Regions from separate parts of the Homo sapiens genome. Here regions 1, 3 and 4 are each linked to region 2. Evidence: chromatin contacts called from ENCODE Hi-C or POLR2A ChIA-PET data. All regions are on one chromosome and are shown on one strand. The core of a region is the stretch at or near the end of the contact, and the rest is flanking DNA. Distances in the headings are between cores, read along the strand shown.

Region 1 (7,282 bases), core at 2,724-5,223, 470 kb after region 2:
GGTAAGGACACTGACCTGTAGAAAGGGATAGGAAGCAGCAAGCCATGGCTTCTGCATGGCTCCTGTAACATGATCAGTATATGCAGATTACAAATGTTGGCTACCCCAGTGCCTGGTGCTCCTCCCTTCATTCAGTGTGCCCCTCCCTTCTGTGTTTTTTTTTCTTTCTCTTCTTCCCTGCAGAAATAAAGCCACAGACATCTGAATGTGTTCCCACTTCTCCCATTGTCCACCCTAAAGCCTGGCTCTTGGGACTGTGTGACGTTATACACCACTCTTTTTGTTTTTGGAACAAACTCTGTTACTCTGCCGTTTGCTGGTGTTATGGCAAACTAATCTCAAAGCACTGATCATAAGCAAGTACTATAAGAAAAAAAAAATCCTGTTTCCTTCCTCAAGGTGTAGGACCAAGGGTCTGGTTTGAAAAGTATTTTTATTTTTTAGATTTTGCTAAAAATCAGTGTCCTGCTGTCTTACTGAAATATGAATGTCACGGTGTGTGTGTTAACAAGTATTTGATGGCAATAATTGCTTTTGACAGATTATAGCTTGCTGATGGTTATTTAAAGGCAGTCTTTCCTTAGGCTACTTCTGTCTACCACTGCTTTGGGTAAAATGATTTGTTCTCTCATAAGGCCTGTCGTGACAGAATTTTCACTTTTTAAAAGTGGTCGTCTTATTTGTAAAACTGAAAAGATCTTTTCTTTCAGTGGTTTATAGACAAATAACAAAGCAATGGATGAGTACTGTAAAAGTTTGGGGACGACTTCACTTATTTTTGTGTGTTCCAGGGCTGGATGTGACTCATGCACATTTGGGGACCAGCTCCACAATGGGTTTCACACCATAATTTTTTGTTTGTGGAACACTGTATGAGTTTCAGTATGTTGTGTGTATGTGTGTGTGTGTGTACATTTGCTGCAGTTCGCGTTCCCATGCTCTGTGTCTTAACAGCTGTGTCCTGGGATGTTCTTGCAATCCAGGTTCTTGAGGATGTGTTGTTGCTTGCTGAGTGGAGCTCTGCTAGTTGCTCTTGCATTGGGCAAAATCGGAATATTAAAAAATCCCCAAGAGCTAAGCATGGAGTAGGAAGCATAGTTCCTGAGGGTCGTCCCTATCAAACACCACACCCTGGTTCTCTAAGACAGGACAGAGCTGGAAGTGTGTGGTCCCCAAGGCTCAGTACTTACTGGTTTAGCTGACATCCCACAGGCAAGGCTGCAGCCCTAGCATCAGCAGCTGTATAAGCTCCAGAGTGGGTGTCCCGGCAAGAGAGCCAGACAGGTGATTTGTTAAATTATTACCTGTGTGTAGCTTCTTGCCCCTGGTGCCAGGCAGCATGGAGCTCGGCAGGATTAAAAGGAGGTTGATTACACAGCCAGCAAAGGTAGGAGGTGAGACTGCCAGCTGCTACTGTGCTTAACTCTTGAGACACCCACAGAAAATGGTCCCTGCAGCTGTGTCTCTGTGGGACTTAAGAACATATAGGGAATGAGAGATCCAAACACAATGCATTGACAATGATAGGATTTCCTAGGAAGCCTTATTAATGGGCAGGGCACCAAGAGTGCCACGGAAGGGGCTAGGCTTTCAGCAAAATGTGCAGGAACTATGTTTCAGGAGTGGGGGAGAATCTGGCAAATGTTAAATATATATTGAGGATCATCTGTCCTCTGCTACTACAGGCAGAGAAGGGAGAAAATGGGCTCTTAACTCTTATTGGGGCAACCAATGAAAATGGATCAGCAACTCTTTTCATTCATTATAATTATTCAGTGTCTCCTATATGTAAGAACAAGAGGACCCCTCCCCTCTCCTTCAAGCTTGGAAAGTGGGCTGGGATAAGTAGTAGAGGCAGCTGTGGAGCATACTGTTCTCTTGCTGTGCGATCTTGGGCATAATAACAGTGCCTCCTTTACAGGATAGTTGTAAGGATTTAAACCAGGTTATGTATTGAAAGTGCTTACAACAGTACCTAGCACACAGTACATGCTCTATGTTAGTAACAGTAACTTGTTATTGCTACTACTGCCATCCTTATTGAGTAAGCAGGGGTCCTTGTGGAGGAAGAGGGTAGTTGGGAGCCCACTCAGGAGGTGGCCATGAGGGACAGAGGCCCCCTTCCATCCACTGTTGGAGGGGCTGGAGTTCTTGGTGCCCTTCCTGCTCGAGGTGCACATGGGGCTGAGGTTATGGAGATGAGAAGGAGGAGCCTGAAGGCTGGTCTCCTTCCCGTTGTCCAGCCCAGCAGGGGACCTATGTCAGCAGCCTCTCCTTGGGGACTGCCTGAGTGTCGTCACCCTGAGCAGCACAGGCTCCTTGATTTAATTTGTTTCCTGCCCACAAGCCACCTGAAGTTCAAAGGGTTATTATTTTTCTATTGTAATTCCTTAGCGGGACGATACATTCCTTCTGGGACCTGCAGGACTTTTTTTGGAAAGCTAAATTGGCAACACTGACTCAAGGAAAAGGCAAGTAGTTAAGAGCCGATATTCCGAAGCAAGGTATTCTAAAAAGGCTTTTCTGTCCAGTAGAGACTCCAGATCAGAGAGCAGGAAACTTTTCCTGAGCCAGAAAGTATCATTTATAGGTGTCCTTGGCGGAATCCCTCAGAACACAGTTCTCGAATCTGCCTGTAACAATGTTGCCTTTCCCGTGCTGTGTGCTGGCTTGGGAATTGTGGAATTCTGCACATGATGCATCTGGGTATTTAGTTTCTGGTGGCCGAGGAGAGATGATGAGGAAGCAAAGATAGAAGACCTAGATTTTCTTATCGATTTGCTGGTTAACCCAGGGAAAATTACTCTGTGCTTCATTGATAGAATTAGAACATCTTTCTGTCTCACGAGAGTGTTAATGACCAGTCAGACAGTGTTGAATCTGGGAATTATTTTTCAAGGAGGGGGATATGATATGTGATCAAATTGTCTTTTATATATTTAACAGACTAATGAACTGATGCTTCGTCTGTCCATTATTATCAGGGAACGGAGGCTGCTTCCTAGGTCAGATTTCCAGATAACTGGAGATTGTCCATACACTTGTCATGGTAGAGTAAGACTCACATCCGGGGTGGAGGAGGCGCTGTACACAGTTAACTCATTTAACCCCTACCACAATCCCATCATGTTAGGAATTGTCATACTACCCATTTTGCAGAGCAGGAAATTGAAGTTTAAAGAGGGGTAAATAAGTTTAAAGAGGGGTAAATAAGTTGCCCGGTTCATTCAATTATTGGATAGCCATTTATTGAATTTCAACTACGTGCTAGCACGAGGATTATTATCACCACGGTGAGTGGACCAGGCTTGGGTTGTCCGTAGGGGAGTTAGGATTCTTCCCAGGGATGTCTGGCAGGTGACTTGTCGCCACACCATGTTCTCTCTCACAGGATTTTAGTGGTGGGAGGTACAGGGCCTTCTTGAGACCCATGAGGTGGGGTGATTCCCTGTGTCCCTGGCCCCATCACCAGGTGCGATCTAGTTTTCAGCCTTAAAGCCCAGGTCAGTCTGCTGTCCTCTGTGCCTATCTCCACCAAGCCCTCCCACCTGCTACTATTTCAAATGCCAAGACTTGAAAACTTTTAAATACTTGATAAAAACCTGGCCTCCAAGTTAGGCATTTCCCTGCTTTTAAAAACAGAGGAAGCTTGAGCAAAAGCCAACATTTTTCTGGGTGACTCAGACCTGTCATTATGTGCTTCATTGATATAATTTTGAGTCTGTACTTTCAGGTTTTCATTTTCTTTCTTTGTGTCACTTGTCACCTCACCTGTGGCCACTGAGATTGTCACTAAGTGCCTCTCATTTCCTTTGGGTTGGCTGTTTTTCATCTCCTGTGAATGGGGAAACTGAGCTTCTGTTTTTTTTTTTAAATCCTATTTTTTTTCTACCCTATTTTTTTTCTAATGAAAAGCCGGAAGTTGCTTGGTGAGACCTGAGGAATGAGTCAGTGACTGTTAAAGCCACCTCTGGTGTTGGCTGGCCTCCATGGTTGGTTGTGGCATGGCCCTGTGTCCTGTGGTCATGGTCTTACTACAACTGTGGCATCTGCAGGAGGGATTGAGAGCTTGGGCGCAGGAGTCTCCTGAACGTGGGCTCAGGTCCTGGCTCCACTGCATATTAGTTTGGGAGCTGAGTCAGCTTAATGCCTCCAAGCTAAAGTTTTCTTGTCTTGGCACAGAAAGCCCTGCATAAATGATGCCCTTTATTATTAATGGTTGTAGAATTTGTGGTGCTGGTGGTGGAGGTTGAGGTTGGGGCAACATGACCAGTGAGTGTTTAGGTAACTATGTAGAGTGTAGGTTAAGAGCATGGGCTTTAGGGCCAGGATGACCTGGGGTTTAGTCCTTACTGCCTCATTCACCAGCCAGGTGACAGATAATGAAGGGATACTTACAGAGGTCAATGGCGTGGGCTATTGAGTTAATGTGGGAGTCTGTTCCTGGCTCTGCTGCTTACCCTCTGGTGACCCAAGTCTAGAAGCTGCTTTAGGTTTCTCATCTCCAAAATGAGGAAAAAAGGACCTACCTGTCAGGATTGTTGGGGGAATTAGCTTAATGCACATACCCTTAGTGTTTCAAACAGTGTCTGGCACATGTAAATGCTCAATAAACGTCAGCCGTTACTAGCTAATGATTCTCCTGGCATCCGGGAAGTGTAGATACTGCTTTTATTTTTTAAATACTGTTGTTTATGCTGTAGCCCTTTTCAGCACTTCTTCCTGGTCTTTGTTCCCTTGGCTTTTCTTGGTCTTCCAAGTATTGAAGTAGGACTAGTAGATGGTTCATTCTGGGAATAGTTACGCACGCTATTCAGAGGGAATGGATGCTTTGCTTTGTGAGTTTCCCTGGATCAAGTTTCCTCTACAGGTAGGAATTGTTTCCTTATCAGGCCCTCAACCTGGACCTCCCTGGGAGCCGCTGGCAGATTGTATGAAATAACAACAATACTCAGGGGATGAAGTATCTGTTAAAAATTACGAGTGTTGTCCTCTTTGACATCTCCACCCTTTCTTATGGAAAAGATTTTGAGTGCACTGTAGCTGAAAGATTATTCCTGCACTCTGTACGATTCCACTTTTACCCGTGCAGTTTCCCTTCTTTTCTTGGTAGGTTTACAGCATATGCACCACAAAATGAGTCATTATGACTTAAGTTTTTTTTATTTCTTTTAAGCCCAACATGTAGGTGGTAAACTAGGATCTTTCCTGGTCAATTCTAAAATGGTTGGGAAAATGAAATTTAAAAGAAAAACATGGAGAAGGAAATTAACAAGCATACATTATTCTTTTCCCCCTAAGGTTTTTGCCTTCACATGGGGTTGCTTTCATTTTCCTGACAATTAGTTGTAACTAAAATACTGTGTGTCTTTGGAATAATTTAAGAAGAAAGGTTTTGCCCCCATGAGGCATCAACCATGTGCAGGGTACTGGTGATGGACGGTTGCTGTGACTGGGGTAGTCTGGTTTGGCAAGGGCTTGTCATGTAGGGGATTGTCTCTATATTTTGAGGGGTTGGCAACTCTCTCCGCATGCTCAGGGAGAGTTGCCACCTGGCCCATCTGTAGAGTGGCCCAAATCTGGTTTTTGCCTCCTCTAGCAAGACGGGTTTGGTGTGCTAGGTGATTCTGACACACACCAGGTCCCCGCCTTCCTCCAGCAGCCTGACCCTGTCCTCAGTCCAAAGCAGCTAGAAGGCCTGCGTATCTGTTTCACCTGTTAAAGTGTTTCTGTGTGCTCATGATCTTCACTACTGGTGTGTTATTGGAAGTTAGCCACTGTGTTCAAAAGAAAGGCACAGCTTGATTAAATAGGTTAGTAAGTGCTGGTTAGGCATGTGCTTCTGTTGAGTCAGGGAAAGGCTGGTGGTGATAAGGAGAGGAGGCTTTGAGATTTCTGTAACCTTTCTGTCCTCTAGATTTCTGAGGTTGACACTTGGTAAAGGGAGAGAGAATGCTGTATACCATCATATTCTCTGTGCAGGACCCAACCAGGTTGACCAAATGTCCTAGGTCACACCTGCTATCTCAGCATGATTATTAACAGTGCCCCCTTTCTCGAAACCGTCTGTTTGGATCTGGCCACCCCATGTATGTGTCACACAGGTCTCTTTGAAACTTTTGTCAATAGGAATGAACCTCATTTTCCAGTGGCCTTTTCCCCCTTAGTAGATCATGATAAGAGTGAGATCACCTTCTTTTCCACCCAAATTAGCAAGAAAGAACAGTTCTGTGAATAGTTGTTACAATTCTCACCATTAATAACTTCAAAAAGCTAGAGATCTGCAGAGCAGAGGGCACCTCACATCACCATTGTGGAGAGGGTGAGGTGCAGTGTGATATAATTGGTATTTATCTCTGTGGCCTGCTTGCCGCACTGGATTAAAACAAACCAAGAATTTCAAGGCTAATTGGCTAAAATTATATGTGTAATTAGAGAGAGTAGAAAAGCTAAAGGAAATGAACTTACCCAGTGTCACCTGGTCAAGCAGGTAATGGTGAACAAGGAGTGTGTGCCCAGGTGTGTCTGGCTGTCTCCACTGCCCCTTACTGTCCACCATATTGGCCTAATGTTTTCCACTCATGACACTGAGGATGGTGTCATTCTCAGCATGCAGGGGATGAGCTGATTCAGAGCATGGTCATTGTTCCCACTGCTGTCTTCCCACAGCTAGGAAGTGGCAGAGGTTAGGTTTAAGCTCAGGCCTTTATACCATTATTACTTTGGGGAGGGCTAAATGGTGGATGTTTTCGACCTGATGAGAATAGTAGGAAGGGGCAATTGGTGTGAGGAAATATTGGCCCAGGGTGAACCTTTTCAAGTTTATTGGTGTGAGTTAAGTCATTTCCCTAGAATGTTGGCCAAGCCTCAGGAACATAGCACGTGGGGATGTTATTCATGTTCAATAAATGTCAAGTAGCATCCACAGATTTGTGGGTTTGTAAATCCAAATGGAGTGCTATTATTCAGGTTTCTTGCATGCTCAGGATTGCTAGCATTTGTTTTTGAACAGTTCTAATAAAATAGCTCATTACTATCAAGTATGGATTAAATACCTGGCTGAGAAAAGTAAGGTGATTTATATATCTTCTAATTAGTGCAATTGAGAGTGACTATGGCAATGATTAAAAATTATTTTGTGGTGATAATAAGTTGCGGTGGAGGGTAGGAAGGGGAAGTGAAGGATTTTTCCGTTTGTGTTACATTTCCACAGGTTTGGGATGTTTCTGACAGTACGTTATGGCAGTCAGTCTGTTTTTCCATAATTGTGATGACCTCTGAG
Region 2 (6,786 bases), core at 2,625-5,124:
CAAAGCACTATTGTTTTTCTTCAGGGCTTGGACTGTCAGATTCCATTTCTAAGCTTCCAGAAGAGCGACACATAGACACTGGGGAAGTCAGAGCCTTTGAACTCCAATGCCATCCCCGTCACCCACCTCCACCACCAGCACCACCACCGAATGGCACTTTGGACAATTTTTCCCTCTCATGTGACTTTTGTCATTTCTTACGTCAGTTGGAGCCAGCACCTCTCAAATCCATCTTCTAAAACCCAGAAAATTGTGTGTAACACATGATGACTGAAAGGGAGTAGGCTGACCAGTTAAGAGCCTGCCACTGGAATGGAAGGCTGTGGGAAGGTGAGGGGACGGTGGACATCAACCGGGAAGAGCTGAAAGATGGCGTTACCAGGTATCTACCCTGCTACCCTGCATAGAATTCCCAAGACCCAGGGTGGGTTTTTATGCTTCCCCGTTTAATATTTATTTTTATTATTTGTCAGTAGAAGTGTCTTTATCTTAAAAAATTAATACATTATTGTTGTCACCAATTTAAATAATATGGAGATGAATAGAAAGTAAAAGTATAGATTTACACTACACACACCCCTTTACGACCCTCCCTCATGCCTCTGCCCAGCCATCACTCCTAACCCTAACCCTTTGGAGTCTATCCTTCCAGATGGTTCTGGGTGTGTGTGTGTGTGTGTGTGTGTGTGTGTGTGTGTGTGTGTGTGTGTCGTTTACAAAAATATCAGTGAGAGGACTCTATTCTGCACCTTGTATATTACAAGCATCTTTCTGGTCTATCAGCTCTCTTATTATTAACAGCAGCACAGTGCCACACTGTAGGAATGCATCATCTTCCTTTTCTTCTTATCTTTGGTTTCTCAGATCTTTTACTTTCCTGGGGAACCTGTCCCAGCTCATGCTTATACTCTCCCTGGGTCCTCCCTCAGGGAACTGCACAAATGGGAAGGTGGTCAAAGGTGAAAAGGGCATGGGGTGGGCCCTAGAAGGGAGAGTGAGGAGGGTGGGGGAGTGTATCCTATCCTGGTTATTACTGGGGTACACAGGGAGTTCCTTTTCCTCCTCACCTTGCCAAATGTTTCCTCTGTCTGGCCAAGGCATACCTTTAACAATTTATGGGAATCATCTCTGAAAACGACCGAGAGGATTAGCACCAAGAAACATAAAAGTCTGTTTTCTTTGAGTTACAATCTCTCTTTTAAGACCTGAACTCTGGGCATCTAGGCCAGTCCGCTGCCTCTGTCCAAGATGTATGAGCAACCTGGGCTTATAGCACCCCATGCTCTTCTCTGGGTAGCTACTCTGCCTTATTAACAACCCCATTAGGTAGAAATTTGTTCCTTGCCACTGGAATGGCATTTCAGCTTACAGGATACAGACAAGACCACTTAATACCTGTGTGCCCTTGACCATATTTTGTGTCATCCCTGTACCCAGTTTCCTCATCTGTAAATAGGAATAATAATAATATCTAAGTTGGTAAGGTTTTTCTTTGTAACTTAAATTAGATAAAATACATATGTAGCTTACTTAGGGTATTATATAGCAGCTGCTAAGCACTCAATGAACGTGGATGATTATGCCCTGAATTGAAATAGCTCTTCCTGCACTTTATTTTTATTTATTTTTTTGAGACAGAGTCTCCCTCTGTCGCCCAGGCTGGAGTGCAGGGGCACGATCTCGGCTCACTGCAACCTCCGCCTCCCAGGTTCAAACAATTCTCCTGCCTCAGCCTCCCAAGTAGGTGAGATTACAGGCGCCTGCCACCATGCCTGGCTAAACTTTTTTTTGTATTTTTAGTAGATACAGGGTTTCACCATGTTGGCCAGGCTGGTTGGCCAGGCTGGTTTCAAACTCCTGACCTCAGGTGATCTGCCCATCTTGGCCTCCCAAAGTGCTAGGATTACAGGTGTGAGCCAGCGCGCCTGGCCTTCTTACTGCACTTTATTTTATTTTATTTTATTTTATTTTGAGATGGAGTCTTGCTCTGTCACCAGGCTGGAGTGCAGTGGCGCGATCTCGGCTCACTGCAACCTCTGCCTCCTGGGTTCAAGGGATTCCACTGCCTCAGCCTCCCAAGTAGCTGGGACTACAGGCGGTGCCACCACGCCCGGCTAATTTTTTGTATTTTAGTAGAGACGGAGTTTCGCCATGTTGGCCAGGAGATGGTCTCCATCTCCTGACCTCATGATCTGCCTGCCTCGGCCTCCCAAAGTGCTGGGATTAACAGGCGTGAGCCACTGCGCCCAGCCACCTTACTGCATTTTAAACCCAAACTTTAAATATCATCTAGGTCAGTGGCTCTTTTTTTTTTTTTTTTGAAACAGAGTTTTGCTCTTGTTGCCCAGGCTGCAACGCAATGGCGCCATCTCAGCTCACCGCAACCTCCACCTGCCGGGTTCAAGTGATTCTCCAGCCTCAGCCTCCTGAGCAGCTGGGATTACAGGTGCACGCCACCACGCCCGGCTAATTTTGTATTTTTAGTAGAGACGGGGTTTCTCCATGTTGGTCAGGCTGGTCTCAAACTCCTGACCTCAACTGATCCGCCCGCCTCGGCCTCCCAAAGTGCTGGGATTACAGGCGTGAGCCACCGCGCCCGGCCCTAAGTCAGTGGCTCTTAACCCTGGTTGTACACTAAACTCACTTTTGAAGTCTTACAGAAATGCCAGTGCCTAGGCCCCATTACCAAAGATCCTCATTCCCTTTGTCTGAGGTGGGGTCAGGGGTGTCAGTGTTTTTGAAAGCCTCCCTGGGAATTCTCATTTGCACCTAGGTTGAGAAGTACTGTATCTAGTTCAGTGTCTCATTTTCCTTATAGGAAGCTGTGAGGCCGAGAGATGAAAGGAAAGGCTCAGGCGATATAGCAAGAGCAGAAGGACCCAAGCCCCTTATCAAGGCTTGTATTCAAGGGGAAAATGCAGCCCTGGGGCTGCCCTTCACTCGGTCTTTGGGATGAGACTTCTGAGCTCTTTCCTGATAATAATGTTTGGACCTTTCCAACCCAGTTCTTCCTAGCACCCTTGCCTTTTCATCCTTGGATGCCTCAGGTCAGACCCCTCAGAGAGGTGTCCCTACAGAAAGCCGCTGTTCTAGAATGTGACCCATTAAAAAACTCATAGCACTTGTAGATGTGAAATAATCCTGTTCATTCATTTTTGAGAATCTAAGCCCCCTGTGGGCAGGAACCGTATCTGTGTTGTTCCTGCGGTGCGGGGGCTTAGAGTAGTGACCAGCACTTAGTAAAACATACTCATTAAATGACTGAATGAACGAAATCCCAGGAGGCCAGTTGAGTAGTTTTTTTTTTTTTTTTTTTTTTTCCTGGTCCCGACCATCTGATTCTCATTACTTCTACAGCTCGGGAAGTCTCTGCTTTGGCATTTTATAAACCTCCTGTGCGTACGTCGACATTTTAACCATAAATCCAGAGTTTTGGGACTGCAAAACTCGAGGCCAGGGGATTGGGGGAGGGGGATAACTACCCGGAGGTCCGAAGCCCGGCGGAGCTGCCCTGGGGTTGGGGGGAGGGACGGGAACCCTCGGGAGGACGCCCCTCCGCCCCCTGCCCACCCCCTCGGCGGGACATGGCCCCGGGCCGGGACGTCCTTCAGATTGGTGCGCCGCCGCCGCGGCCGTCTCCTCCCGTCGGGCGGGGTGGGGGGTGGTGAGGGACGCGATCCAGGTCGTGGCCTGGCGGCGGCTCCGGCCACAGCCCCCGCATTCCGGCCGCGCGCCCCCGGAGGTGACGCCTTGAGGAAGCTGTATTTTTTTGGGGGGGAGCCGCAGGGAACCGTTGGGAGAGGGGCCCTGTGTGTGTCCCTTTAAGAGCCGGAGCGCTGCCTCCGCCTCGCAGGCGCCCGGAGCCTCACAAAAGAACAGGATGTTGTTGATTTGTCACCAAACCACAGAGAGGAAATGATTGTAAATTTCCTTTAAACATCCCCACCGCGCTCCGGCCGCCCCCGCTTCCGCCTCCTCCGCCCCCGCCCGGTTCGGCACAGCGGGGCCTCAGCGCTCCCGCGGGGCGCCTGCTCCCCGGCCGGGCCACGGGCCGAGCGGCTCCTGGGCGCCTGCGGGAGGAGCCCCCGGCCCGGCCGCTGCCCCAGCTCGCGTTCCAGTTGCTTTTTCTACAGTTGCAGCGGAGGAAGGTCCTGGGCTTTTGTGTGAGCCCGCGCGCCGCCCTTCTCTCCGGGAGCGAATGGGAACCGCGCGCGGGGAGCTCCGTGCTGTGTCTAGGGAGCGCCTTAGCGCGCCATCCCCGTTTAGCCTCGCAGCTTCCCTGTAGAGGCAACAACCGTTATCTCCTTCGTTAGGGTCTGGAGGGAAACTGAGGCCCAGGTTAGTTACGTGAGCCGAAAGTCACCAGCTCTTGGAACGCTTTGGGGGCTCTTGGAACACACCATGCAGGTTTAGGTCACCCCAGACCTTATATTTGTGAATCAGTGAGCGACCGGAACATTCTAGAATCCCCAAGTCATCAAAAGTGGCAATTTACATTGCGAAGTCCAAAGCAATGATTGCCAAGTCCAAGTTTTTTCGTGGGGGAACGTCCCTCACCACTTCCAGCCGGGCATCCACTTTTCAGAAGCTGTTTGGGTCTCAGTTTCTACTTTCACTCCATTTGCTTGTAAGATTTCAGGAAGCCTCTGGTGGAGTAAGTGTTTGCTCCCAACCTGTGGCCCATGTTGGAGTGGTGTGGTCTGTGGTCTAGGAAAGGGCTGCCTTTGCTGTACAGAGTGTTCTTTTGGAGCAAGTAATGCTTATTCCGGCATAGGCTGCACTGGGCTTCTTGAACTAAAAGCAGCAGCTAATGTCCTAGACACCGCTGAACAGAATTCTCTCATTTCATCCTTTGACCAGCCCCAGGAGGTAGAGGTTGCTTTTCTCTTTAAACAGTTGAGGAAGCAGGTTCAGAGAGGCTGAGGAACCGGACCAGCTTGCACATTGTAAGTGGAAGACAAAAGACTCATTTAGTTACCACATTCTGATTACTGGTGATGTCTCTCTTTAATACTTTGTCTTATTACTCGCTTGCGGAGACAGGTGGTGAAGAGAATACAGGATATTTTTGTTGGGTCTTGTTACCTCAACTTCCAGGGAGCTCTGGGCCGGACTCCACTTTCTGGGAATAGAGTTAGGTGGCCAGTGCTCTCAGACTGGAATCTTCCCTTTGCCAGCCTTATGAGAGGTCCTGAGTGGCTTGGGGACTGAGGTGGAGTTCTTTTCACTCTACTTGAATAGGAAAATGGGCTCCTTTAAACGATTACCTGGAGTTGGATTTCTAAGGCTGAATAGCCCCAGTCCAATGCAAGCCCTTCTATTCAGATTTCTCAGCTCTAGGGGGCAATGGTAAGAGCTGGTGAGATGTATGGAGGGTTGACTTTGAATATTAAACGTGCGGTTCCTAACAGCTAATGTTTTCGTGTGCCTGCTATGTGCCATGCACTGTGCCAGGTGCTGTGCACGTGTTTTCTCATTTGATCCTAAGCCACGAAAAGTTGGTACCCAGAGAGGTCGTGCACCTAGAAATGATGGAGCAGGGGTTGGCATTTTTCTCCACAGAATCCCCTGTGTCTGTGCAAGAGGTCATCCAGGCACCCCAGAAATGAGACCACAGTTGCTTGCCTTCAATCATTTAGAAAGCCAAGAGGGTCCTTGGTGCGGGTGGATTTTGAGAGAGAAAGACAGTGGCCTTTGGCTCCTTTGTGCTGCAGCTGTCTGCAGTTCCTCAACTCTGAGGACATTTGTTGATGGATTTCCAGAGCGGACTTCTGTGTCTCCACCTGTCCTTTTTGCTTTTATAGAATGCCAGTCACTGGGACATCCACATCCTGACACTTGGGAGGGTGAACCATCTCCTTGTTTCCATTCCTCAGATGAGGAGCACAGGGCACCAACCTGCTAAGTTGTTGTGGGCACTGAATGGGCTGACTTGAGGCAGAGCAAAGCCACTGAAGTCAGGGTCCCTAGTCCCCGCCACTCAGTTCTGGGGAAGCTGGAACCATAGGGCAGGTCATCTGATGCCACCTGGTCTGAGTTTCCTGGCCTGTGAAGAACTTTGGTCTAGGTGGTCTATGAGGGCCCTTCCAACCATTATAGAAAAAATAGCTTCTATTTACTGGTCCCGTTAATAATATTTATTAAACATCCATTACATGCCAGGCACTACTGTTACAGGCGTTGGAAATACAGTGGTCAACACAAGTTCTGCCTTCTTGGAATTTAGGTGAAGATGCCCGAATAAAATAATTTTATATATATGTAAGTGTATGTATATGTGTATATGTCTATACATATATATGTGTACAGTCGTAGGCTGCATAATGATGGTTCAGTTAATGATGGACTGCAGATAACGGCGGTGGTCCATAAGATTATAATAGAGCTGAGAAATTTCTGTTGCCTAGTGAGATCATAGCTATCCTAATGTCTTAGCTTAGTGCAGTGCATTACCTTTTCTATGTTTAGATACACAAGTGTTTATCACTGTGTTACAGTTGCCTACAGTATTCAGTACAGTACCATGCTGTACAGGTTTGTAGCCTAGTAGCAATAGGCTGTACTGTATAGCCTAGGTGTGTAGTAGGCTATACCATCTAGGTTTAAGTAAGTACACTCTAGCTCTACGATGTTCGCATAACGATGAAATCGCCTAACGAAGCATTTCTCAGAACATTTCTCAGAACTTACCCCAGTCGTTAGGCGACACGTGAATGTATGTGTATATATGTAAAATGTCAAGGAGTACTTTGTTATGGACAAAAATGAAGCATGTAAGGGGAAATG
Region 3 (7,439 bases), core at 2,431-4,930, 510 kb before region 2:
CAGCTTTGTCTCCACCCACCCTCCCCCTTCACACCCCTGCTTCTCCTTCCCCTCCCCGACTGTCTTCTCCGGAACAATTCTGATTAGACTAAGTGACTAAGAGGTGGTTTCGGCCCGAACAGCCAATTAGGCCAGGAAGAAGAGAAAGTAGCTTCCCCAAGTCTTCCACCCCTACCCACCCACCCCCATCTGCCTTTTTCACCTAGACCAAGTATTCCTATCCCAAGACTACAGACTGTCAAGAAAGTTCCCTTGATTCTGCCCACTCCTTACTGCCCACTGTGCCCCGTTACCTGTGTCCAGACAGCCCCTAATCTACTGCTTAGTCCCCACCCTGAGCTCCTCCGTCCTCAGGGCCCGAATCCACTCACGTCTTCCTGGCAGGGTTGTAAGGAAAGGGTAGGGCTCTCCTTGGGAGGTTATCTTTCTAAGTCTCTTTATTTCTCTTTCTCCCTTCTCCCTCTCCCTCTCTCTCTCCTCTTCCTCTGGCACTTATTTCTAACATCCGTGGACCAGGCCTACTGGTTGCCATGGAGACGCACGGTGCAGCTGGATGGTGAGTGTGTGTGAGAGGAGCTGTGTGCGCTCTGCAGCAGGGGCGGGCGGCTGTGTGTGAAATGTATCCATGTTACAGGAAGCATTCTTTGAGGGGGAATCAGACAGGGATCCAGGCCGCCTCCTTGAAGTGAGACCCAGGCCAAGGGGGAAACTCTAAAAGGCCTAAGCCCCTAAACCCCTTGGTCATCTTCATCTGGGAAACATCCACCCCTTGGCCCCTGCAGGTCAGATACTAAATTCTGTTTCATCCAGGATCTGTAATGGCAGATTCTGGAGGGGCCCTAACCTGCCCCGCCTGCCCAAGAGGACTAGGAACCCCAGAACCCACTGGGAAAATAGCGGGCTGAGACCTGTCCTGAAACTGGGAGGGGGGTTGGGGGCAGCTATAGAACAGGTGGAAGATTAAGCTGGACAGATGGGCTGACTGATGAAGCCCACATCTCCCCAATATTACTCCAGGGGATGGGGTTGGAGGGGAAGGGGTTTGGCCCAGCAGGATGGAAACTCCCCTCCATTTTTTTCTTTTTTCTTGAGACCGAGATTCAATCTTGTTGCCCAGACAGGAGTGCAATGGTGTGATCTCGGCTCACCGCAACTTCCGCCTCCCAGGTTCAAGCGATTCTCCTGCCTCAGCCTCCCGAGTAGCTGGGATTACTGGCATGCGCCACCATGCTCGGCTAATTTTTTTGTTTGTTTGTTTGTTTGTTTTGAGACGGAGTCTCGCTCTGTCACCCAGGCTGGAGTGCAGTGGCGCAATCTCGGCTTACTGCAAGCTCCGCCTTCCGGGTTCACGCCATTCTCCTGCCTCAGCCTCCCGAGTAGCTGGGACCACAGGCGCCCGCCACCAAGCCTGGCTAATTTTTTTGTATTTTTAATAGAGACGGGGTTTCACCATGTTAGCCAGGATGGTCTTGATCTCCTGACCTCGTGATCCGCCCGCATCGGCCTCCCAAAGTGCTGGGATTACAGGCGTGAGCCACCGCACCCGGCTGTATTTTTTTTTTTAGTAGAGACGAGGTTTTTCCATGTTGATCAGGCTGGTCTCGAACTGCCCGCCTCAGCCTCCGAAAGTGCTGAGATTACAGGCGTGAGCCACCACACCCGGCCAACTCCCCTCCATTTCTACTCACTTTGCCCAGAAGGTTAGAAGAAAAGAAACCCAGGTAACTGCCCTGAGGAATCTTAGCATCTTAGAGTACTGTGGCTATGCTCTTTTCTCCCACTTCAGGGCCTTTGAAGGCAATTTCCCTGCAGTTTCCTTGTATCTGGAATGTTCTTTGCCAAGCTCTAAAACTTCAGGGTTATTTTTTTTTTTCTCTTTTTTGAGACAGGGTCTCACCTTGTTGCCCAGGCTGGAGTACACTGGCCAACCTTCAGGTTTCCTCAGGGAAGCTTCCCTGGCTGGGTAAAGCAGCCCCCTCCCCTCCCCCACCTCCAGTTATCCTCCTTCTTGTCCCACTGTTTGTTTCCTTCACAGCACTTTAACACAATCTATAATTATCTCATTTATTTGTTTATTGTCTGTCTTTTCCTCTAGAATGCAAGTTCCCAGAGAGAGAGAGTAGGCATCATGCCTGTCTTATTCAGCACCATAATGCTAGCACCTGAGACAGTGCCTGCCACTTAGTAGGTGTTAGACGTGTGATAAATAAAAAAGTGGACAAATTATCTCATTGAAGCCCCACAATAACCTTTGGTGATGGTAAGCACTATTATCCCCACCTTACAGAGGAAGAAACTGAGGCTCAGCCACCTACCCAAGGTCATGCCACTAGAAATAAGTACAGCCAAATTTCTAACGTAGGTCTCTCTGACTCCAAGTTTGATGGAAAGTGGGGACCATTCTTTTGTTTGTTTTCCGAGATGGAGTCTTGCTCTGCTGTCCAGGCTAGAGTGCAGTGGCACAATCTCGGCTCACTGCAACCTCTGCCTCCCGGGTTCAAATGATTCTCCTGCCTCAGCCTCCCAAGTAGCTGGGATTACAGGTGCGCACCACCGTGCCCAGCTAATTTTGATATTTTTAGTAGAGATGGGGTTTCCCCATGTTGGCCAGGCTGGTTTCGAACTCCTGACCTCGTGATCAGCCCACCTCGGCCTCCCAAAGTGCTGGGATTACAGGTGTGAGCCACCGCGACCAGCCAGGGACCATTCTTAACCAGCCTAAACTGCACCTGGTTCCTCTTCCTGTCTGCCTGTGTATCTCCACTCCCAACCCAGGCATCCCCAGAGAAACCTGGGGCAGGGAAGGGAGGAACACAGAATCTGGAAGAATGTAAATCTGACCTTTTCTTTTACAGGCTTAAAATCTGTAAATGGCTCCTCTCCAACCCCTCAATCCAAGCACTTTAAGTTGACCAGCAGGTCCTTAGTTCTGGCCCCTGCCTTCTTCTCCAACTTCTCCTGCCCTCCTGAGCCACCTCACCTCCTCCTCCACCTCCAGACCCTGGCACATACTCCTCCTCAGCCTGCAAGGCTGACCCCTTCCTCAGTAGCCTATCCCTCATTTGCCCTTTGAAACTCAGCTCTGGCACCACCCCTTCCAGAAAGCCTCTAGACTTTGGAGAGGACAGCGCCTTTAGGTCTCCTGCCAGAATTTCCGGCTCAAGGCAGGGCCGAACACAAGATGTGGTCATTGTTTACCTGTCTGCCTTTCCCACAGAGACTGTGTGTCATTCTTGGGGTCCAGTACCCTGTGCCGGTCTGGCACATGGGAGGGGCTCAGGAAATGTTTGTAGAATGAGTTAATCAACCAGTGACAGGATTCTGGTACCCAGTCGGCCACCACATCTCCTCCAACTTCCTTAACTCCAGACATCTTTTCCTGGGCTAGGCCTTAACAGAAGGAACTCCTCACCCTTCACTGTGGGGTCAAGTCAGGGGTGGAGACAATGCGGGCCCCTCCCCCGCTGATTCAGCGCCTCTCCTAATGAGGTGAGGCCTCAGGTTTAGGAAGGGTTGCCACACCCACTGGTAGGGGGAGGGTCTGTGATTCTGTAACTGGAGGATAGGTAGGGGGCTTCGGTTGTAGACTGAGTAGGGAGCTGACCTAAGCCGGTAGATTCAAGTACTGCCCGAGAGATCTCTGCCTTTCCGCCCCACACCCCAGTCACCCCGCGCCAGGCTCTCGGCGCGTCAGATCCCGGCCCTGCGTTCTTCATCTCCTGCCCCGCCACGCCCCCAACTGCAGATCCAACTCGGGTCTCTCCGAAAGCAGCAAGGAGCCTCGGGGTGGGCTCTATGCCCCGTGATGCTCCGCGTCTGGGAACGGATGAAGGGGTGCCAGCAACCCCCGCCGTCCCCGCTGTCGATCCGGGTTTACACGAGGCTCATCCGGGATTAGTCCCTGCGGTCGGCTAATCCCAGCGGCTGGACCGACCCCGGGGTCCGGAGCGAGGCCCACACAGTACCGGCCTAGGGAGCTAGGGCGCGGGTCGAGCAAAAGCGCGCGACGCTGGGCGGGTGTGGGGGTGGGGAGGGGCGGAGGAGGGAGCAACGCCCCGGGAGGCGGGGCCAGGAACCGGCTGATCCGGTCTCTGTTTTCCGACCTCTCCGGAGCGGGTGTTTACCCGGGAGCCGGACGGAGGAGGCCGGGGCCGGTCGAGCCCGGAAGGGGGGAGGGGAGCGCAGTCGGAGACCGAGGCTGAGACCTTTTCGGTTCCTTTCCCCTAAATCGACTTCCAACCCTCGTTCCTGAGCGTGGGAGAACGCGGCAGACAGACAGATGTCTCCCGCCCCTTATCCTATCCAGTTCCGCAATTCACACTCGTTGCCAAAGAGTGGGGAGCGGGAATGGATACACCCGGGAACGACTGCACGTCCTGCGGGCGCCCGGGGAAGAAGGCAGCGCAGCACAAAACCTCTCCTGCGGTCACCTCCCACCCCATCCTGCACCTGAGTTCTTGCGGGGAGGGGGTGCCCACAGCAGGTCGGGCCCAGAGGATCCGGCAGGGGTCACTTTGAGGTGTACGGACTAGGAGTCTATCCTCAGAACGCGTCAGCTCGACCCCATCCCCGATTAATACCAGTGCGGGTCTCAGTCTCTTGTCCCTCGCGTCCCCCAGCCCTCTCCAAGGCCTCCAGATTTAGCTCCCACTCTCCACGGGACGCAGGCCCGAGGACCCGGAAGAAGCTGAGTGGGGTCCGGTTTTCACACTTTTATTGTAAAGCTCGGGAATAATTACACGGGTCTTTCATTGACAGCTCAGCAAACAAACCGGAAACGAACCGAACCGGAGGGGGTAGGGGCGGTGCCTGCGCATGCTCGCGGCGGGGTGGGGGGGGGTGGGGGTGGGGGTGGGGGGGTCAGAGAAAGAGAAAGACAGAAAGAGACAGAAATCATTACAAATCAACGGGATTGTGCTCGCAGCGCCAGGGATGGGGTGGGGTGGGGCGGGGCGGGGGCCCTTCCCGGGAGGAGCGAGGCAGTGGGAAGTGGCACGAACCAAGAGAAACACGACCCCAATGTGGGCACCCGACGCGCCCAAAACCCCCCACCCCGACCCCCACCCCCCTACACACGAGAGAGACACGGCCCCCCTCCCCACTAGATAACCCGAGGAGACACAGTCTCCCCTCCCCATGGGCAGACACACCCGCCCGAAACCCCATGGGCGGGACACAGTCCCCCCTCCCAGAGAAGTCCCCAGTGGAGACGCCCCTTAAGAGACTTTCTCATGGCCAACACAAGCCCTCCCAACACCCGGAGACAGCCCCGACCCAGGGAAGAAATGGCTCCAGAGGCCCTACCCTCGGGAGAGAGAGGTATCCCAGGGCTCCTAGGAGAAAAGACAACTCAGAGATGCCCAGCCTCATCCTAAAGTGCTGCAGGGCAGAGAAACCCCCATAGGAGAGATGGGGGTAGGGCCAGAAACATCCCTTCCCAGACGTGTTTCAGAGATAGCCCCCTTCCCTGGGAAGAGAGATGGCCCGAAACTGACTTGCCTTAAGTACTCCCAGGAACCCTGGGAGGAAAACAGGCTCCCCAGAGAGCCTGGGTAATTGGGGGAGACATGCTCCCGTGGTCCTCAGCGGGAACACATGTCCCCCGGAGACTCCCAAGGGGAGAGATAGGGCCTAGAGAGACCCCAGAGGTGAGGGATGCCCAGAGAACTTCCCCCCACCCCGGAATGTGAAACATGCTTCAAGGACCCTAGGAGAGAAATATGTCCCCATATACCCTCCCCCTACGGAGAGACATGCCCTGAAGTAGGGGGATGGGGACCGACTAGGTCCCCTCTGGGAAGACACAGACTGGGTCAGGCTGGGTTTGAGGGGGGCTCTCCTCTGGCCAAATGTCGCCTATTGGTACATAAAACTGTACGCGACACAGGCATTGGGGAGGGGCTTCACAGACCTAGGACCCACAGGGATAGTCCCCAGTGCTGTCGCCAACCCCTGCCCACCTTTGGTTTCATCTCTCCAGTGCCCAGTTGGTGACAGACTCAGTGCCCTGGCCCCAACCAGGGGGCTGGGGGCTCTGTCTTTGCCTGTGGGAAGGGCTTCTCAGCTCTCCCAGCCATCTGGGCCACCCTCTTTCTTCTGGCTTCTCCATTGTGCAAAATGCTCCTCTGCTCTTCTGCTCAGTGCTCAGGGGTCTCTAAGACCAGGGCAAGGTACCCAGGCCACTAGGGGCTTCCAGTGGGAGTCCACTGACCCCAGGAATGCCGCCTGTCTGGACCACCTTCTCCACCAAGCAAATGGGCCTCATACAATCTTCTTGCCCGAATCCTGACCTCCAGGACCCAGGACAATCCTTGAGGCCACTGTTCCACCAGCTGGGCACCCAATACTACCAACTCCAAGACTATTGCACCTGCCCCATTTGTGCAGGGGAAAGGGGCTGTCTCTTTAACAAGCCCCAAGCCCATCTCCTGGGCCTCCCCAAGGGAAAGGAGCCTTTGGCCAACCCCTAGACCTGGCTGCTGCCACCCCATCCCATTCTACCCCTTCCCCTCTGTAGAAGGGCTTCGTATGCCAGGGCTACCAGCCTAACAATGCTCTCCTTCCTAGCACTGTCACCCCAAGCCAAGTTGGGGGTAAGGGGCAGATAAATAGGGTGATTCTTCAGGCCCCTGGCTTTTCCGGGGTGGGGGTGGGGTCTCTGGGGTACAAGAGTCAAGACCCCAGCAGCACAGCTCCCAAAGGCACCAGACGACCCCGCAGCCTGTACCCACCGCTCGCAATCTTGGACCACCTCCCCAAGCTTAGACTAAGTCAAGCAAGGGCCATACCCTGAGTCTCCAGCCTCCCAGCCTGGGCCCCTAGGGAGCTGGAGAGGTATGGGCCAAGGCAGTGGGGGTTTCTGGAAGGAAGAGGGGCTGAGGCTTTGAGATGGCCACAGTGGGAGACGGGGGCTCTGCAGGACGCCCCTTACACCCTGGCCCCCTGAGGTGAAGAAGAGAACTTCACCTCATCATGGCTGACTGGGCTTCTCTGCCCCCCAACCTCCCTACCCCCTCCCCCATGGGACCCCTGACCCTGACAAAGGGAAGCCCAACTGGAAGAAGGGGGCCTGGAGCCCAGGGTGCCCTGAGGCAGCCCTCCCACCCCCTGAGATCAAGGCAATGGTGGTTTTACAGGCTGACGGGTCAGTCATGGCAGGGGCTGGGGGTTGAGAGGGCAGGGAGGGGGCAGGATGCAGGCCCCCTATATCGGGAGCAGCACCCAGCCACCCCCTGAGCAAACCTTCCTGCTCCCAACTCACCCAACCAGGCCAGAGGCACAGTCATCCCACCCCTGTCCAGCTGCCCCCCACAGCCTCAGGGCCCCTCTGTGATGCTCATCTGGATGTGGGAGGCCAGCCTGAGCGGGGATCCCCCCAGGGCACAGCGCAACAGTTCCAAAAAAATAGAGATTTGTATTTTTAAGAAAAATTAAATAAA
Region 4 (6,566 bases), core at 1-2,500, 360 kb after region 2:
GGGACACAGCCAAACCATATCAACAGCCCAGCAGCTACTTCAGTCCTCCTTAATTTATCTCTTGAATTCTCCCAAACCCAGCTCATCCCTGGCTTGTTTCTCTTATTCTTTCTCTCGCCTTCTGATCCATTCTGCTTTCGTTAGTATGTAACTCCCTGCCTTCTCTTAGGTAGACCCATCAACCCATCCTACCCATGGTACTGCACAATTCAGAATCCTTTCCCAAATTTTCCCTTATTATGCACAAGAAATACTCCAGGGCCAGGTGCAATGGCTCACGCCTGTAATCCCAGAACTTTGGAAGGCTGAGGCAGGAGGATCGCTTGAGCCCAAGAGTTCAAGGCTGTAGTTAGTGATGTTGGTGCCACTGCACTCCAGCCTAGGCAACACAACAAGACACTATCTCAATTAAAAGAAAAAAAAAGAAAAAAGAAAAAGAAATACTCCAGAACTTGGCTAGTGAAGACTAATTCCTCCTTCACAGGAAGGAAGTGGGGGCAGGGGAAAATGATGCTGTAAATACTCTAAAATATGTATTTTTTCCTGTCCCATCAGCTATGCCATCTGGGATGGGGTGACGCCTGGATGAGATGTCATTTTAAAGGACATTTCTGGGACATGCTGGCATCAAGGCAAGTTTTCAGGTGGCTGCCATTTCCTTGTCATTTACCTTCTATGGACAGGACAGAGTCTCCACCCAAACCACCACCCTCCCACAAAAGCGGGAAGGAGAAGCCAGAAGGGAGAGAAATCAGACTTTTCCTGATTTGTCTAATAATAGAAAGTTGGCAGAGCACGTCACAGAATAGAAAGTATTTGATAAAAACAGCATCTGTTCAGCTTGGGACTCGAGCCGGAGCTGCATGGAAATTTAATTTATTCCTTCCTCGAGTATTCCCATTAGAGTATCACAATTCTGTCTTTCTCATTAATGAGAGAAGTTGAAAACGTTGCTTCCTGTGACCAAAATGGCTTTCTTTCCCACGGGCTGATGGCAGAGGAGGCGACAGCGCAGCTGAGCGAGCGGCCAGCAGGGGGCGCGGCCCTGCCGTCCTCACACCCACCCCGGACACGGAGACGCGGGGCGAGCGGGGCGCCCCTTACACAGCCTGCGAGGGGAGACCCAGGAGGTTTTCCAAACAAGAGGCTTTGCTGACTCTAGGGGCCTAAGAATAACCACTGTGTAGTATCCTGACTGCCGGCGGCCTCAGTAAAAGTGGTAGACAGAGGCTTCCCTGTCGCTCAAGGAGCTCCCAGGGCTTTCTAGGCTTCCCGTTCTCCTCCTGTTTCCCAGGACCCACCAGAGTGCCCCCTGCAGGTCAGGACGGGAACCGACACCTGGCCTTTGTCAAAACGCATTCCAGCGCCCAGTGAATTACTGTCCTCACGCCTGTCACCTCTCCATCTCCGGCTCCTCGCTGCTCTGGCTCCTTAAAGTCCTGCTCTGGGCAAAGTGGCCTTAACAGGAAATCAAAGCTGAGTCAAACTAATAATAGTTTGGCTATTGATCAGGCAGCCCCTTTAAATCACCCGGTGTTTTGTTTAATTGCAGAAAAATACACATAACATAAAATTTTCCATTTTAAATGTACAGTTAGTTTAGTGGTGTTAAGTGCATTCACATTCTTGTGCAACCATCCCCACCATCCATTTCCGGGGCTCTTTTCATCCTCCCAGGCTTAAACTCCACACTCATTAGACAAAAACTCCCCATTCCTCTTCCCCCAGACCTGGAAGCCACCATTCTGCTTTCTGCCTCTGAATTTGACTACTCTATGTACCTCTTATAAATGGGATCATATTGTATTTGTCCTTCTGTGGCTGGCTTGGTTCACTTAGCATAGTGTCCTCAAGGTTTACCCATGTTGTAGTGTGTGTCAGAATTGCCTTCCTTTTAGGGGTGAATAATATTCCACTGTATGTATATACCACATTTTATTTGTCCATTCATCTGTCAATGGCCACCAGGATTGCTTTCACCTTTTTGGCCATTGTGAATAATGTTGCAATGAGCATGGGTGTCCTTTTCGAGATTGTTTTGACCTGTTGGTATTTTAACAGGACTCTTTAGGAAGGTAATCCCAATGGAATAGTTCAAGGTCCGAAGAAAGCTGATGGGAACTATTTTAGGAAGAAACAGATTTAATGTCCCTTGCACCAAACCATATCACCTACATAGGGGGCTGCCCTAGGATATATGTTCTGATATCATGCATTTTGTATTTCCTCACTGAAAAGGATAAGAAGTTGTGCCCAGTGGAGGGAAAATGTTTCTGACTCAAACAACTTCCAAGCCACTTGGCTCTCGGAATCTTTGATAGCCGTAGATTGTTAGGCAGTGACAGTGGGAAGCCAGAGAGTGATGCAGACACGAGCAGGCTTTGGTGTCAGACCCGGCGAACATTTCTCCTGACATGAGCTTCAAATATCTTCATGAGCGGATTCTTTGGGGGTCCTTGCTGATTCAGCTTCTATCCGCCCCTCTATGCTTTCCTGTGCCTTCAGCTCTTAGTTTTTCCCCCATCAGCATTGCAATATGCTCAAGAAGTTAACAAAACAAATTAACACAGAGAAAGCACAACCCTCCCTTAAGCCCTGCCTCCCTTCAGTTCCCATCCTTCCTGTCTCTCTCCTGCTGTGGCCTGTAGCCTGTCTTCTTGAAGGAATCATTTTCACTTGCCACTTCCATATCCCCACTCCCATTCACTCTTGAACCCGGTGCTCTCCTGGCACTGGATTCTGAGGGTTTCTGATGTGACATCTTGGTTCAAGCTTCTGATGGGAAGTCAGCCCCCTGTTCAAGTCAAAAGCCCTGCATCCTGAGAAGTCCTGGCACCTTGCTTCAGAGACAGTTCCTAGAATACCAGAAGATATATATATATATGTGTATATATATGTGTATATATATACACACACACACATATATATGTATACATATATGTGTATACATATATGTGTATACATATATACACATATATATGTGTGTGTGTGTATATATATATATACACATAAATATATACATATATATATACACACACACACACATATATATACTTCCTCATCAAAAGAAGGCCTAACAAGAACTTTTGTAAATCATCTTTCCTGGCAATGGAGTATAGAGGTTAGGGGACCAACTGTATCATCATCCACAGCTTGATATGACCCCCAGCTCTGCCAGTTGCTAGCTGGGTGACTTTGGGCAAGTTACTTAAGTTCTCTGCACCTTCTTACCCTGCCTCTAACATGACGATCGCCCCAGCACCTACCTCATAGGCCTATTAGGATAAATAAATAATGCATGTCAAGAGCTGAGCACAGGGCATGGCTCACAGGAAGCATTTCATAAGGGTTAACTCGTGACTACTTTTTATTGGCATAATACTTAAAGGTTGACCTTAGTAATTAAGTCTATCTTGATTTTCATACCTGTAAAATTTGAGTGAACAAATGTGGTAAGACTAAAGGGTTTACTGCAAATTTTCTAGAGAATAATTGGTTCCCTAAGTGATCAGAAACATTTGCTAAGGATAACATGAGGAACGACAGGGAGAAACATCACATAGGGCTAATGAAAAGGCAGAATCTCTGAATGGAGATGAATACTCCTAGATATTGTGAGATAAACCAAAAAGCGGGAGAGTGTGATTGAACTTGTGCATCAGTGATTAGCGTTGGATAGGATTAGCATGCATAAACACAGACTTTTTGGAAAACAGCCCCTTGAAAAGCTATCAGAACTAAAATATGATAATAGTCAACACAGTCTGGCCACCAGATGAGGTATTCTGCTGTTTGATAAATTTTATAAAACTGCAGACCTTATTTTAAACTATGTGGAACTATTCCAAGGACTGATTGCAGAGTACATGAATAGGTATGTGAGTCTGATAAAATAGCTGAAATAAGGACAGGATTGGAAGGACATTGAAGTAAAATTGGCACGTGTTGTTCCACATCTAAAGGCTGGAAGCCATTTGGGCAGAGGCAGAATCTGGGCTCAGAGTCTAGCCCTGCAGGACCCAGTGTGGCAGCTGCGTGTCTCTGGAGCACTGGAGAGGGGGCTACTGCAAATTAAGATCTGCTGTAAAGGTAAGATACACACTAATTACAAAAACAAGAATGTAAAATATATCAGAGATTTAAAAAATATTGATTATATACTAAAAAGCGTCAGCACAGTAACTCACACGTACTAAGCACTCAGGATATGTAGTCTATTTTTTCTGTTGTTGTTTAAACCCAAAGAGCTGAGAGTTTATTATATGTCAGTGTCCTAGGTAAGACAATACTTGAAGATACCCTCACAGTCTGCCAAATGGAAGAGGAAAACATTCCCGCTTTTTAGAGAGGTGGTTCTCAAATGGGAGAATTTTGCCTCCCAGGGCCATCTGGTGATGTCTGAGACACATTTAACTATCGAAACCTGGGGGAAGTGGCTGCTACTGGCATCAAGTAGGTGGAGGCCAGGGATACTGCTAAAATCCTACAGTGTACAGGACAAACTACCCCCACAACAAAGAATTGCCACGTCAAAATGTCAATCGGACCCAGGTTGAGACATCCTGAATTAGTGGCTCTTGATCACTTACAGATGTGACTGATTAATAATCAAGCTCAGCGAGTGTGTGGTAGAAGGAGGATTACAAATGTTATCCAAAGAGGCATCTCCTGGCCAGCAGCCTTGGCGTCACCCAGAATTTACTAGAAGAGCAAATTCTCAGGCCTACCCCAATCCTACTGAGTCAGATCTCTGGGGGTGAAGCCCCTATATCTACATTTTCACAAGCCTTCCAGGTGATTCTAATACAAGCCAAACTTCTGAGAAGCGCCGCTCCACTGCCCCTGTGTCCTAGTTACCAACTCCTGCTCATTCCGGGCTGAGCAGTAGGTGGCAGTGAATCGCAGAACGGTATTTGGACGGCTGCTAAATGCTGAGAAGGGGCTGGCTTGCACCAGATTGGTTGGTGATGGAGCTGGTGACAATTGCTCCAGTGTTCTTACACTAGCCCACAGTTCATGATGCCAGCTTTCTCATCTCAGGAAAGTTCAGGGAACAAATCCAAACATGGTTCAAAGTCATTCTAAGGTCTCTTCTTAGTCACATGGTGTTTCCAAGGCTTTGAAATTGTTTACTTCTAACTCATGTTTTCAAAGTTGTATCCTTCAACAGAGAATTCTGTGAGTATCTGGGTTTGGACTATTCTCCTAAGACACCTTCCCACCCTATAAAATCCCAAAGTCATGAGTACAAATCATTTCTGCCATCCTTGGACACCTTTTGGGCAAAGTATTTGACCCATCTCATGCTGAATGGACCCTTGGCCCCTCCTCTGCAATGGACCAGATCCGGTGAATGGTGAACATCCTGTTTCCCTGGATCTTTTGTCAGGCAGATAAAATTCAATGTTTGGCAAACTTTGTTAAGGCTGAGAGTGAGGTCACTGCAGTTCAGGTTATTTTCTATCTGGGCCACAAGAGGACACCCTCCACTCAGCCATGAGCATCTATAGTCTCCATAAAGCTCCGAAGTGGGTTGAGTGATGTGCTGGATTATGAAGAGGGGACAGTCACCTGCTAGAGAGGGAGGGGATGTCACTTTCCTTCTGTAGAGTGGTGGGATGAAGTGGCTTTGGATCAGACCTCAGCCCTGAACTCTAGAGCTGGGTTGCTCGAAGTGTGGCTCCCCGACCAACCGTATCCCCGTCAACTGGGAAGTTGTTAGAAAAGCACATTCTGGGGTCCTAGCCCAGACCTGCTGAATCCGAAGCTCTGGGGGTGGAGCCCAGCAATCTCTGGTTTAACAAGACCCCTCCCCTCCCAGGTGATTTCCATGTGAGCTCTCGCTCGAGAACTGCTATTCTCTCCTCCAGAGCATCTTCCTGGTTATTCTCTGGGACGCAAAACCATGGTGGTATCTGATCTCATCACACTTCTGCCAGGAGGTGAAATCGAAGAGGCTACATTCTTGATGCTCAGTGTCTTCTTCAGGTCATTTGCCTGAGGACACCTGGGGATACTGAGGTCAGTCATTCTGCATGAACGTGTGCAGTCCCTGGGCTCAGCCCTGGGCCGAAGGCTCTGAGGGATGTAAGGGTCACTAAATAATAATTTGTCAGCCCTCACAGAGCTTCCAGTCCTCCATGAAATGCAGGGTTGCCGCCTGAAAACAGACCAAAGGGGGCACACGACATGGTTCTGACAGCATGGGTAAATACAAGGAAGCTGGGAGCCGTGCAATGCTGCACACGTCCCCTCCCCGGCTTCATCTCCCATTCCCTCCCACCCAGCTGCTGTTGCAGGGCCCCCTGCCTTCTTTTTCACTCTCAACAGCACACCCTCAGTTTGCCCTTGTTTTCATTTCCTTTTCCCCTTACCTCCCATACCTCTTTTCCAATCTCTCCCCCTCCCGTTCTGGTTTTGTTGTAAATCACAAAATTTCAGGAACAGGCCCAGCAAGGACAGAAGCCCCAAGGGGCAGGGGAAAAGGAGAGAAACTGCATAGATAAGAACAGGCTTCTTCTCAGAGTAAAGACTAAGAAGACACAGCCGTACTGTAATAGTAGTTA

What was found. A loop is a pair of places that touch in the nucleus more often than their neighbours do. ChIA-PET counts read pairs that join two places held with the same protein, here RNA polymerase II (POLR2A). Pooled maps may share reads with other maps.
Region 1: a loop to region 2 is called in a pooled map, with 4 times the contacts of the local background. The contact joins two enhancer-like sites. A Hi-C loop is called at or near these places in 4 of 50 pooled maps. POLR2A ChIA-PET finds 5 or more read pairs at or near these places in 2 of 52 experiments (CD8-positive, alpha-beta memory T cell and Panc1).
Region 3: a pooled map shows a loop between it and region 2 (5-fold over the local background). The contact joins two enhancer-like sites. A Hi-C loop is called at or near these places in 4 of 50 pooled maps. POLR2A ChIA-PET finds 5 or more read pairs at or near these places in 2 of 52 experiments (T-cell and activated CD4-positive, alpha-beta memory T cell).
Region 4: a loop to region 2 is called in a pooled map, with 5 times the contacts of the local background. The contact joins two enhancer-like sites. A Hi-C loop is called at or near these places in 1 of 168 maps with a recorded cell type or tissue (B cell) and 6 of 50 pooled maps. POLR2A ChIA-PET finds 5 or more read pairs at or near these places in 1 of 52 experiments (PC-9).

What each region holds. Positions count from the first base shown.
Region 1 is chr5:142,823,243-142,830,524 of GRCh38, forward strand. The region is part of intron 1 of ARHGAP26 (Rho GTPase activating protein 26); the gene reads left to right. Among named protein-coding and RNA genes, the nearest start is that of ARHGAP26-AS1, 42 kb to the right of the region's middle. Within about 2 kb of position 3,974, at least 16 of the 41 ENCODE cell types and tissues checked have a DNase peak (open chromatin) inside an H3K27ac peak, as active enhancers do; they include Panc1, where a contact is called at or near this core.
Region 2 is chr5:142,353,202-142,359,987 of GRCh38, forward strand. SPRY4-AS1 (SPRY4 antisense RNA 1) reads left to right here. Exons shown (of 4, transcript NR_120664.1): 3 at 25-382. Among named protein-coding and RNA genes, the nearest start is that of SPRY4-AS1, 31 kb to the left of the region's middle. RefSeq lists enhancers at 1,859-2,660, 2,661-3,462 and a silencer at 3,500-4,149. Within about 2 kb of position 3,875, at least 34 of the 41 ENCODE cell types and tissues checked have a DNase peak (open chromatin) inside an H3K27ac peak, as active enhancers do; they include PC-9 and Panc1, where a contact is called at or near this core.
Region 3 is chr5:141,845,696-141,853,134 of GRCh38, forward strand. It overlaps PCDH1 (protocadherin 1), which reads right to left. Exons shown (of 5, transcript NM_032420.5): 5 at 7,395-7,439. Among named protein-coding and RNA genes, the nearest start is that of PCDH1, 29 kb to the right of the region's middle. RefSeq lists silencers at 409-703, 3,981-4,230 and enhancers at 1,081-1,902, 2,659-3,215, 3,331-3,420, 3,774-4,330. Within about 2 kb of position 3,681, at least 40 of the 41 ENCODE cell types and tissues checked have a DNase peak (open chromatin) inside an H3K27ac peak, as active enhancers do.
Region 4 is chr5:142,712,246-142,718,811 of GRCh38, forward strand. No RefSeq gene overlaps it. Among named protein-coding and RNA genes, the nearest start is that of FGF1, 29 kb to the left of the region's middle. RefSeq lists a silencer at 957-1,156. Within about 2 kb of position 1,251, at least 36 of the 41 ENCODE cell types and tissues checked have a DNase peak (open chromatin) inside an H3K27ac peak, as active enhancers do; they include PC-9, where a contact is called at or near this core.